Regions from separate parts of the Mus musculus genome. Here region 2 is linked to region 1. Evidence: chromatin contacts called from ENCODE Hi-C or POLR2A ChIA-PET data. All regions are on one chromosome and are shown on one strand. The core of a region is the stretch at or near the end of the contact, and the rest is flanking DNA. Distances in the headings are between cores, read along the strand shown. Region 1 holds the start of Pccb (propionyl Coenzyme A carboxylase, beta polypeptide). Region 2 holds the start of Msl2 (MSL complex subunit 2).

Evidence for each region. Hi-C counts contacts between places; a loop is a spot of excess contacts on that map. ChIA-PET counts read pairs that join two places held with the same protein, here RNA polymerase II (POLR2A).
Region 2: a map of left cerebral cortex shows a loop between it and region 1 (8-fold over the local background). The contact joins the promoter of Msl2 here to the promoter of Pccb in region 1. A Hi-C loop is called at or near these places in 14 of 37 maps with a recorded cell type or tissue (adrenal gland, gastrocnemius, heart and 2 more). POLR2A ChIA-PET finds 5 or more read pairs at or near these places in 5 of 5 experiments (Patski and embryonic stem cell).

Annotation. Positions count from the first base shown.
Region 1 is chr9:101,031,231-101,037,083 of GRCm38, reverse strand. Pccb (propionyl Coenzyme A carboxylase, beta polypeptide) reads left to right here and starts at 2,200. Exons shown (of 15, transcript NM_025835.3): 1 at 2,200-2,415; 2 at 5,109-5,228. The coding sequence starts at 2,227.
Region 2 is chr9:101,072,111-101,077,963 of GRCm38, reverse strand. Msl2 (MSL complex subunit 2) reads right to left here and starts at 3,202. Exons shown (of 2, transcript NM_001100451.2): 1 at 2,544-3,202. The coding sequence starts at 2,685. It also overlaps the pseudogene Gm46140.

The sequences.
Region 1 (5,853 bases), core at 951-3,450:
TAAGTCTATGACACAAAGCTACTCCCACTTAGTAGAAGTGGGAACCGAGGCTGTTGTCCAAGATCACACAGAGGTAACTGGTAGAGATGACCTTATCCAGACTGTTCTAACATCAGATGCCTGGGCTCTTGTCCTGGGAGAGACATAAGAACTCAAGGGTTTCTCAGGCTTCCCCACCCCCAGTTCCCCACCATCATGAAGGGTGCCAAGGCTCTATAAATAAATAAATCTTAAAAAAAAAAAAAAAGCAGGGCCAAGAGCTCTCTCATCTGGTGTCCCGTAGATGTAGGAGTTCCTTGCCCAGTCAGGAGTCTTCAGACCTTGGACAGCTTCTGTCTATGTTGAGGGAAACAGTTCTAAGAAACACAACTTGCGGCAAGTAGGTGGCTCAAAGATGATTATTCAGCCATGTTTAATCCCAGTACTTGAAAGGCTGAGGCAGGTGGATCTCTGAATTTCGGGCCAATCTTGTCTACATCATGAGTTCCAGGCCAGTTTAAGAGAGAGAGAGCCTCAAAACGTAAATGAAATAAATAAATAAAATGACATTAACGTTAAAGTCTCAGGCCAGAATTTGAACTCTGTGGGAGTCCTGCAGAGAGGTGGAGTGAGGTGGATTTAGGAAGGGTTAATAATCAACTCTGGCAGGCTTTTTTTATTTTTTTATTTTTTATTTTTTGGCTAAGAATGAGAAATATGCACCTTGTACTTTGCCTTAAAGACCTGCCACTTCGCTGGGTAAACAGATGAGAAAGCATTCATAGTAGAGTTTTCGAAAGCACTGGAGCAGCACTTCTCAGATGTTAGCATCTGAACTGACTAAAGGGTCCTTGCTAAGAGGTCAGCAGCCTCCCCCCCCCCCCCCCGCCCCCGCCCCCCGCCCCCGCCGCCGCCTTGCATCCCCTCTGATTAGTAGGTCTGAGCCCGAGCAGTCTGCTCCTAGTTTACTTTTCCTATTTCCTCCCAGCTAATGCCAAAGCCGCTGTGTTGACAAGATTCTCTTCTTGACCAAACTTCGGTCAGGCTCTACTGAGCATCTCTTGAATAGAACTGACCTTGGCTCCCAGGTCCTCTCTTCTAGAGGGTAGCTTTGCCAAGAATCCTGCTAAGTCAGTTATGCCAGAATCTTCCACCCTTGATGAGGGATCGCCCTCCATATTTGATAAGGTTCTTCTTCCACTGTCCCCCAAATGATGTCTGAGCACCCTGGCTTGCCTTCAACCAAGCAAACGTTGTTTGTCAGATTGCTCCTTGCCCTGTGTTCCCTATTAATTTTCTATCCATTGAGCTCCCTCCCCGATACATCTTGTCTTTGGTGTATTCGGGGTTGAGGCCAACCTCTCTCCCCTACTGTAAAACCCTATGGAGCCTAGACCTAGCACAATGGTCTCTAAAAGTTTACTTCACCATTCTGTGTCTCGTCACAAACTTAAAAAACATCAAATAATTTGTGTGTATCAGAGTTTGGGCGTGCACATGTGGAAGTCACAGGACAACATGGGGTGTCAATGGTCCCCTTATTTGTGTGAGAATTGGGTCTCATTTGCTTCTGTACATGCTAGGGTGGCTGTTCCGTGAGCTTCCTGGGATTCTTTTATTTCTGTCAGCTATCTCACCTAGGCAACCTCTCTGTACAGACACTCATTACTCTGGCTGAGTACTGAGTTTGGGGACCCCAATTTTGGTCCTCATACTCAGGCTGGCAAAGGCTTTAACTTAGCACTGAGCCAAGTAGCTTCCCAGCTCCTCTCCCCTTTAAGAGACCCTCTCTGGAGCTCAATACGTAGCTCACAAAACATTTCAGTCTTGACGCCATACAAACCTACTTCTGTTCCTGTGTATCCCATCTCTGAAATCTGGATATAAATTATTTCAAGGCTAAGTTTTAAGAGCAAAACCTGGCACAGCATTTGGTAAAAGTTGGTCAGAGCTCATTATCTATTCATTTTTGGGGGGAAGAGGGTCGACGAAGCCTGGAGTTTAGATGGCTAACGCAGAACGAGGAATGAAGTCCTTGTTCTGTGTGGCTACACGGGCACAGAGCTGAGAGGCAGGTATTTCCTAGAACAGGACCGCCTTGAGCCTGAATGCAAGCCTGTGACTGCTACCAGCTTTAGGGCCAGCGACGACGCGCAGGCGCAGACTCGCAATGTCTACGCTCTCTGCGCATGCGTCCTGAGGTGCAGTGTGTGTCACGCTGGCAGTCAAAAAAAAAAAAAAAAAAAAATGGCGGCGGCGATTAGGATTCGGGCGGTGGCGGCTGGAGCGAGGCTCAGCGTTCTGAATTGCGGCCTCGGCATCACGACCCGCGGCCTTTGCAGCCAGCCGGTTTCAGTTAAAGAGCGCATCGACAACAAGCGCCATGCAGCGTTGCTGGGAGGAGGCCAGCGCCGCATCGACGCGCAGCACAAGCGAGTGAGTCACGGGCGCCAGTGCGTCCCGCCCCCTCCGCTCCCGCCCTATCACAGCGCGCCGGGCTCGCGGCGCACGAGCCTCCCAGCCAATAGGCGCTGCGCCTGGGAGGGGCGCGGCGAGAACGTCCACCTGGAGAACCTAGAGCCCCCTCGGGTGTCAGTAGACATCTGCACCACTTAGGGAGGTCCCCAGGCGGTGGTGGTGGGCATTGGTCGTCGGATGGATGGATGGATGTGACCGGTCTCCAGCTGCGCTCCACTTAGCAGCTTTGAACTTTTGGGAAAGGTGGTCTTTAGAAAGCACCGTAAACAGAATAATGTCTTCCAGGTCTTGTTTGAATAAGATTGCCACGTTAATCGGCCACAGGCTCTGAATTTAAAAGACGGGATTGTTCTCCCGCTGCCTGAAAGTGTTTATGACAGTTTTTTTTTTTTTTTTTTTTTTCCCTTCCCTCTTCTCGGGGAAGGAAGCAGTAAAACCCAGGCACGAAGTATTAGAAAAAACTTGGTTATGTTCACATTAACCTGGTGTGTTGTCTCCCTGCGTGCTGGGGATTTGTGACGCCTGTGACCGAGGAAGTCTGGTTGGCCTCTTGAGAGGTTCATGTATCGATCTGCTGCATAGGAAGCAGGTGGACTTTCTATAAACTCTCAGGCTACTCTGCTGAGAGCAGCTGAGGCGGGAATCACATTTGAGCTTCTTCTGGGGAGGTCATTTAGCAGCAGAAAAACAAAAAACAACAGAAGCTGGAAGAGGTGACCCTAGACTTGAAGCCAGACTTGCCCAGTGTGTCCTTGACAACTGAGTGAGTCCAGGCAGAAGAGCTGGATAAGTTAACATGAAGGTTCCCTAAGGGAAGGGCTCCTGTGAAGGGCATGCAAGTCTTACCCAAGTGTGTGAAAATCTGGGTCAAATGTTGATTCAGATGTCCTGAGTTAGGTTTGAAAAAAGAAAAATGCTCAAGGAAAACTATTTATTCCTCTTGACACTTAGGGATGTAAATGTGGTTGTAAGGTTTATGGTGAGCCATAAGCCCTCTCTCCCTTGGGGTCCCTCTGAAGGGCTATTAAGTTCCCTGGGAAAGCCTGTCACTGCTCTGGTAACCTTTCTCTTGGGACACCCTTGCTCAGTTGCCTATTGCACCCCAGGCAAGATCCTGATGCTCTTACATTAAGGCCTTCAGAGCAGGTTTTCTGCTGTCAGAGTTTATTTAGTTGGGAGGCTAATTTGTGTTCCCTTTAAGCAAGTTTTTCATTATGTCCGTGAATCAGATGTCCTAAAAGAGGACCAGAAAGTATGAATATCTTAAAATTTATCGATCTGTCTATTATCTATATATCTATCTATCTGTCTATCTCCGTAGTTGTTAGATTATTTCCCCCCAAAGTACATTTGTTTTCCACAGCCTCTTTCCACAGCCTCTTTGGCTTTTACTTTTTGTTTGTTTGTTTGTTTGTTTTTCGAGACAGGGTTTCTCTGTGTAGCCCTGGCTGACCTGGAACTCACTTTGTAGACCAGGCTGGCCTCGAACTCAGAAATCCGCCTGCCTCTGCCTCCCGAGTGCTGGGATTAAAGGCGTGCGCCACCACTGCCCGGCTTTACTGTTTTATTAGAATATCTAATTTAAAGTTTTAAAATTTTTCTTCTTGTTTGTTTAATGTGTATATGTGCTGTTTTCTTAACACAGTAGGACAAGGAATTTATAGATTTGAGGTTTTGGGAGCCTAAGAGGTGGAGGCTTTTGGTAGATTGAGGATTCAAATTCATCTGAAAGGACATTTTGAACTAGGATCTCATGCAGCCCAGGTTGGCTTTGACTTTTCTTTGCAGTCAAGGATGATGCTGAACTTCTGACCCCTCTACTTCTAACTCGCCCCACCCCCAACCCCACCTCCCAGCTCTGATAATAGAGGCATTCATTAATTTTTTTTTTTTTTTTTTTTTTTTTGGTTTTTTTGAGACAGGGTTTCTCTTTATAGCCCTGGCTGTCCTGGAACTCACTTTGTAGACCAGGCTGGCCTTGAACTCAGAAATCCGCCTGCCTCTGCCTCCCGAGTGCTGGGATTAAATGCATGCGCCACCATAATTTGTGGTACTGGGAATTGCTTCTGTACACAATAGGCAAGCCCTCTACCAATTGAACTGTATCTCCAGCCATTTTCTTTTCTTTGTCTTGAAAACAACCCCCAACCCAAGAAGCTCTCCAGCACTCCGCACCTTCTCCTTTACTCCACAGAGCCCTGCTATGGGGATCTTGGCTTCGACAGTTTTGGTGTCTTTAAGCAGAGACTCCTATTTAGGATAGAAGAAGGGCAAGCCCTCGTGAAGGCGGAGGACCCATTAGTGCCCTGGCATGGAGGTGGAGAGCTGGAGGGGAAGGGTTGTGCCTGGCTGAAGTGTGCTTCTCTGAAAAGAGCCCGTAAATCTCTGACCCTCCCTAAGCTTGCCTCAGTTTCCTCCGTGGGTTTCCTTGCACAGGCAGGTAGCTCCGGAGCACCCCATCTACCCTGCTGTCTTGGCTGAAACAAAGTCTATTACTAGTGCCTGTCTACTTTGGGCAAGAACTGATAGAATGGAGCCTTTTACATTGGGGCAAAGGCGAAAAGCCTGTGCCCCTGGCTTTCCTGCCAGCAGGTCTTACTTACTTGTTAACTCATCTGTGGCGACATCACCAACAGATCCTTGTGTTGTAGGGGAAGCTAACAGCCAGGGAGCGGATCAGTCTTCTGCTGGATCCTGGCAGCTTCATGGAGAGCGACATGTTTGTGGAACACAGATGTGCCGACTTCGGAATGGCTGCTGATAAGAATAAGGTATCTTCCATCTGGTGGCGTGAACACTTCCCGTGGCTTGTTGGCTTTCCTGTGGCTTGCTGGCCATCCCGCCAGAGCAAAGAGTCCATATAGCTTTCATCTCAGACCCACTGTGCCTTCGGCTCCTCTCCTAGCTTCATCTTTGTCTGTAGATGACTGTGGGTAGCTGTTTATTCTCTGCAGTGTAACTCCAGTTCAGTTTCTAAAGGCTCAGGTTGCAGGTTCTGTTCCTCATCATACAGAATGACAAGTTTGGAAGAAGGATCATCGGACTGTCACTCAGATGGGTTCTGAGAACCAGGCCCTCACCTAAATGCAGGCCAATTGTTGCTCTTGATACTTCTTAAGTTTGAGCCTATATTTAGGTGTTTTTATTGTTGTGTTTTGTTTTGTTTTTCCAATTTGTCTATGCCACACAGGCTGCCTTAGATCCTTATATAGCCCAGGGTAGCCTTGAACTCATGTACCTCTTGGCCTTAGCCTCCTGAGAGGAATCACAGACATGCACCACATACATCTGAGTCTTTGAGGTCAGTGAAACCAGATTGTTGCTTTTCATAGGTGTGTGGAATCTTTGGATTATCTTTGATCCAATTTTCTGTATATCTGCTGCCTATGACCAAAG
Region 2 (5,853 bases), core at 1,953-4,452, 40 kb before region 1:
TATGGGGGAAAAACTTAGACCAGTATCTCTTATTATCAAAATGTCATGAAAGGCCACCCAATTTTAAGTAAAACCCACAAACCTTTTCCATAATATGAAAGGAAAGGAGACAAGAGCCAAAGAGAATAATCACTAAGTTAAACAGTCATAAAATCAATTGTGTTGCCAAGACTTGAGTATTAAATAGGCTTCTTATGTGGAACTTCAGGGCCAATGAGATAGTTCAGCAGTTAAGAGCACAAACTGTTCTTCAGGAGACCAGGGCTTGACTCCCAGCACCTACATGGCAGCTCATAATAGGAACTCCATTCCCAGGGGATACAACTCTCTTCTGACCTCCTCAGGCACAGCACACACAGTGTATACACACACACACAGACAAAACAGCCAAACACATAAAAGTAATCTTTTTAATGTGACTTTATATTTAATGTCTTTTTTAAATCCATGTTTAAATTATTAAGGCCATGCTTAGTTAAACCATCTCTGAATAATTTAAAATCCCACCTGGCGTGGTGGAACACACCAAGAATCCTTGCACTGAGAAGACTGAGGCAGGATCTTCATCAGTTTGAAGTCAGCCTAGTATATGTAGTGAGACATGTCTCGGAAAAATAAAAGAAAGAGAGAGAGAGAGAGAGAGATAGAATATAGTGTAGAGCAGGATGCTTATCTGGCCCTTGAAAGCCCTGGGCTGCCCACTCAGCGATGCAAAAAGCAAAGGTTTTCAAGTTCCAAGCACCGTCCACAATCACCATTTTCTAGCAGAGCTAAGACCTGCCCATCTGGTAAAGAGGGTTAACATATTTTCAAGTGTTAGCTGAAAATGCCTTTACTAAGTACAACTGTCTACAGAATAATATGGCCATGACCTTACTGACCTGTCTGTCCCCTACTTTACCACTTCAACAAACCTACTGATCCTCCTCAAAAACAAAGGGGGAGGCATGTCAGGGAGAAGTTGGGCCACACCAGAGCCTCAAGCTTACACGCTCTGTAAGTGAACTCAGAGGCAGGGCCCTGATTTTGATGACCAGCGCCACTAAAAAATTAAAAATGAGACTGCAAGAGAGAATACCATTAAACCAAGCAAATTCTCAGTCCACTCCCCTTGGCTTTATCTAAACTGAAAGCAAACTAACAGCACCTAGCCCTAAAGCCCTCACTTCACACACCAAGACGCTGAGGCCTAAGGCAGCGGTTTAGTCATCTGCTCTGAGCGACTGCTTCCCTGTAAGTACTGTGTGTTAGTCGTCAAGGCAAGTGCTTAATCACTTGGTTGCTTAAACGCTTACGAAATTAAGTACCTAACCAGGAAAAACCCAATCTCCACCCTTTTGGCACCCCTCAGAGTCCGGCCCTGAGCTATACAAAAATGATGGATGAATCCTGAATACCATTTCTATGGCTCAGCCATTACTATCTCCACTTCAAGGGCCTCAATGTCTAAATTGTGACTGAACAGAGAGTCTGGGTTAACAAAGCCTCCAACACAGTAAGTGGAGAACATCATCAGTACTTCCTTGTTGCTCTCATTTCTATTAAACGTCTCGTTTTCTAATAGGCGGAGGACTTATACCATCTCAAGAGGGACAGAGGATAATCGTTCTGGTTTTCTGAGTGTCAAATACTATTTGTGCCCAGTTAACACGAGTCATCACCCTTTAAACACTTTCCAGTTAGACAATATTTTCACTCATCTCTTACGATTGATTAAGTATTGTAACCGACAGGGGCTAATACCCTTTGAAAAAAATCTTAAAATAATCCTCTGAAACGGGACATGGCTGTGCATGCCTGAAATACCGGCATTCAAGAGACTGAGACACTAAGACCACTAGTTCGAAGTCCGCCTAAGCTACATAGTAGGAACCTGTCTTAAATAAGCAAGTAAATAAACAATGCGACTCTGCCAGGCCACCTGACATTAAAACTACAGAAAATCTAGTCTGTAAAAAGATCTCACCAACTAAAAAGTACCATCAGCTTCATTAGGTCAGTGCTAACCTTCAAACCATCTGTTGTAGAACCTGGGGCACTGAGGTCTCTGGCTGGAGGTGCATCAAGATTATACCATCCACCCTCTGCAAAACACGAGTGCAGTGCATATTTCTTAACAATGTTTGACCACATTTAATGACAATGGTATTCAATCAGTTCCCGCAGCAGAGGTTTTAAAAAGAAGGCAGCATGCCGCTGGCATTTCAACCCCATTTAAGACATCACCGCTATACGTGTGAAGCCGTCGAAGAATTTTTTAAAATGTATTTTAAAAAAATAAAACACCAGAAAGATGTGTCAAAGCGAAATAAAACCATTTTGAACGTTAAAGCCTCCGTACAAAGGTGGCTGAAAAAGGCTCTCGGCCTTTCTGAAACGCCGGGCAAAAGTCCCTGGGCGACTTTCAAAACTAACGACCGTGTACTACTGCACAGTACCACCCCTTAAGACGAACTACCGGCCGGCCAACCGTTCACGTTACTACTGCCAAAGGAACTTTAGAAAACAAGCAGGGAAAGGGGAACAATAAAGAAGCGTCTCACCGCAAACACAGCACGAGAGGGACTGTCGGAAGTAAGGCAAGAGCCTGTTAATCTCTGTAAACGCCTTGGGGTCTCCGGGGTCGTAGTTGAGCACTAGGCGGCTCGCGGAAATGTAGAGAGCAGTAGCATTCACCGGGTTCATTGCAGACACTTCGACACCAATGGCTCCCGGTTGAAAAGAAATTCCGGATCCAAGTTTGTAAGCAGCCAGGGAACAATGGCGAATTTAAAACAATTCGGAAGAAATCTGAGCAGAACCCCTGGCCAAAGCAGCAACCAAAATCCGTGCAAGTTTGTGAAGCTGAAGCAATCCTCCCACACATGGGGGCCTCGGCGCCCCTCCTCTGTCCCTGAGACTTGCAGACCAAAGAGAGACAAGCGAAATCAGCGATCGAGTTCGTCCGACACGGCCGCGGCTGGGTGCTCCGGACGGGCTCCGGGTTCGCTCTAGCCCCGCGGCTCGGCGGGCGGCCTGCGCTCGAGCAGCATGTCCGGCCGCGGAGGCACCTCCGGGTGGAGCTGGCGCGCACGGGAGCGGGCCCGGTGGGGTCCAAGCGGTCCACACGTTTCTCTTCCGACGGCGGGGCCCTTACTCCATCGCAGCGACGTCGCGGAGGCAGCGGGACGGTGGGGACTACGGCGCAGGCGTCGGATTCCCGGGTCTAGTGCCAGCAGCCGCGGCGGCGGAGGTTGCTGTTGCTGCTGTGGCTGCTACTGCTGCTGCTGCTACTGCGGCGGGAGCGCGCCGCTGCCGTTCTCGCCATGCCGGACGCGGGGCCCACGCTGCGCCTGGCGCGGCAGGCGGGCGGGAGGGAGGCCCCCGCCCGAAAGGGAGGCCCGGGAGGAAGTGCGCGCGGGGCCCGGCGGCGGGAGGGGGCGGGGAGCAGGCCCGGCAGGCAGGCAGGCAGGCAGGCAGGCAGGCGGCGACGGCGGCGCCCCTCCGCTTCTCAGCCGCACACTTGGGGTCACCAGCGCAAGCGCCGCCCCCTCACAGCCCGGCCATCTTTTCGGCACGGCACGGACGACTCCTCCAAGCGCGACTGCCACGGTGCTGCGCCGCCGCCGCCGCCGCCGCCGCCGCCGCCTGCCTGCCCAGCCGCGGTTTAAGCGAGCTCACCCCGCCAGGCCGCCGCCGCCGCCACCCAGCGCGCACGACCAGGCCCGCTGCAGGCCCCTCCCTCGCGCCTGGCCGCCCTCACGCTTCTTCTCGCGCCGCTCTAGCTCCGTTGGGCCGGGGCTACTCCGGCCGCAGTAGATGGTGCGGCGCCTCAGGCCCGGCCGGTAACGACGACCGTTACCCCAACGGGCAAAGACACTGTCATCCCCGAGCCTCCCCCGCCGCCGTCGTCGCTAGCCCTTGTACGCATGCGCACAGCGCGCTCTCACCCCCCCTCCCCACCCCCACCCCCCGCCCTTCCTCTCCCTCCGCTTCCCTTTTCCCCTGCTTCTCCTCTAAAAGCCCCCTCCACACCCTCCCCGCGCTGCCGGCTTCACTGCGCATGCACAAACCCCCCCAACACACCCACCCCGACCCTACCGCCTTTCGCCCTTACGCGTGCGCTTTGACCGCCCACCCAGAAAACCGGATAAACACATTAGCCCGCTCACGCCAGCCCCGCCCTGCCCCGCCGCCAGCACACCCCGAGCTCACTGCGCATGTCTGGCTCGCCACTTACGGTTCCGTGCACGGAGCATGCTCGGTTTCGAGCCGGACGCGCTCTCCGCCCCTCCCCCACGTGCTCTCCAATCCGGTCTCCCAGGCGTGTGGGTTGTGGTGAATTGGGGTAGCGGGCACGGTCTCCCCTCGCGTGGGCTGCCCGCGTCGCGCCGTGGGGCGGAGGTGGGGGGAGGGTGTTCGGGGACCGGAGTTGACCCCAGTGGGAGGATGGCAGCCCAGCCCCGGCCTCGCCGGCCTCCTCCCGGAACCTAGCGCGTGGCGGGCCGTGGACTAGGCGCTGGCCCACAAGTTTGAAAGCCACTCCTCTAGGTCCCCAGCGAGCCTGCCCTTGTGCGTGGACACAGCCCGCGATGTATGCTCTGGTTCTGTAGAGTCCGAAAGTGTCTGAGTCCTTCGTTGTTCTGCATTAAAACACACACACGCACACACAAAGCTTTTGCCTTTTTTGCAGAAGGCTGAGGACACTTGGATATAAATAAAGCCTAACAGCGTGATTCTCCCCTCTCAAAATACAAACCCGTTTTTGGGTAGCACAAATAGAAACTGCTCTTCCGACATGATATTTTTTGCACATACTAACGCTGTACACGTTCACAAAGTGAAGCTTATGAGGTGTGCAAACCTTTTACATATGTGTGCTTATGGTATACCAAAATGCTAATTTTAGGGACTGGCCCATAAGTTATCAAGGAAACACAAACAATCTTACGACTTGAAGACAGATTCTGTTTTTTTGTTTTTCTTTTAGTAAAGCCTAACATACAGTACCAGTAAGAATCCAACTTCTTAATTTTATATATCAGCAGAGTAAGCTGTGGAGGATGTATTTAGTAGTCACACGTGGGAAACGATATGTATTCTAAAATTAGCTCATTTTAAAGGCTCCATCTGCCATTTTCTCTTTATGATAGCTATTTTCTAAGGTCACTTCCAAACAAAACCGTTATACAGATCTATTTTTATTCCAGGTTCCTCTTAGGTCTTCTTCCACTGCACGCAGGTTGCTCTCCTCCAAAGGAGAAACTTGAAGGATAAAAGCCCAGGACTGCTTACATCCAGGCAGGCAGCATAGATGAGTCGTCACCCTGGGAAACAGACTACTTGCAGGCATTTTTTTCCCCCTGTAACTAGATTTTTAAAATCTTTGGGAGTTGCACACCCCAATTTAAGATTAATTCTATTGATGGTCTGTGTGAGTCAGAGTTAAATCCATTCTTTTTTCAGCTTCTGAATTGGTTGCAACTGGTAATAGATTATGGCACTAACGAGCACATCAACTTGAACTGTACCCCTTTCTTTTATTAGCCTGCTTGAGCCTCGCTTGAACAGGAATCAAATGGATTGTTTATAGAAAATGAATTGCTTAACCTAAATATTTAGGGGGAAAATCACATAAAGGTCAAGCCCATTAAGAGTGCCCACCTAGCCGGGCGTGGTGGCACACACCTTTAATCCCAGCACTTGGGAGGCCGAAGCAGGCAGATTTCTGAGTTTGAGGCCAGCCTGGTCTACAGAGTGAGTTCCAGGACAGGCTATACAGAGAAACCCTGTCTCGGAAAAAAAAAAAAAAAGAGTGCCCACCTAAGATCTTTTTATATATTAGCCATTTTAGGGGGAAATCCGGTTAATGTC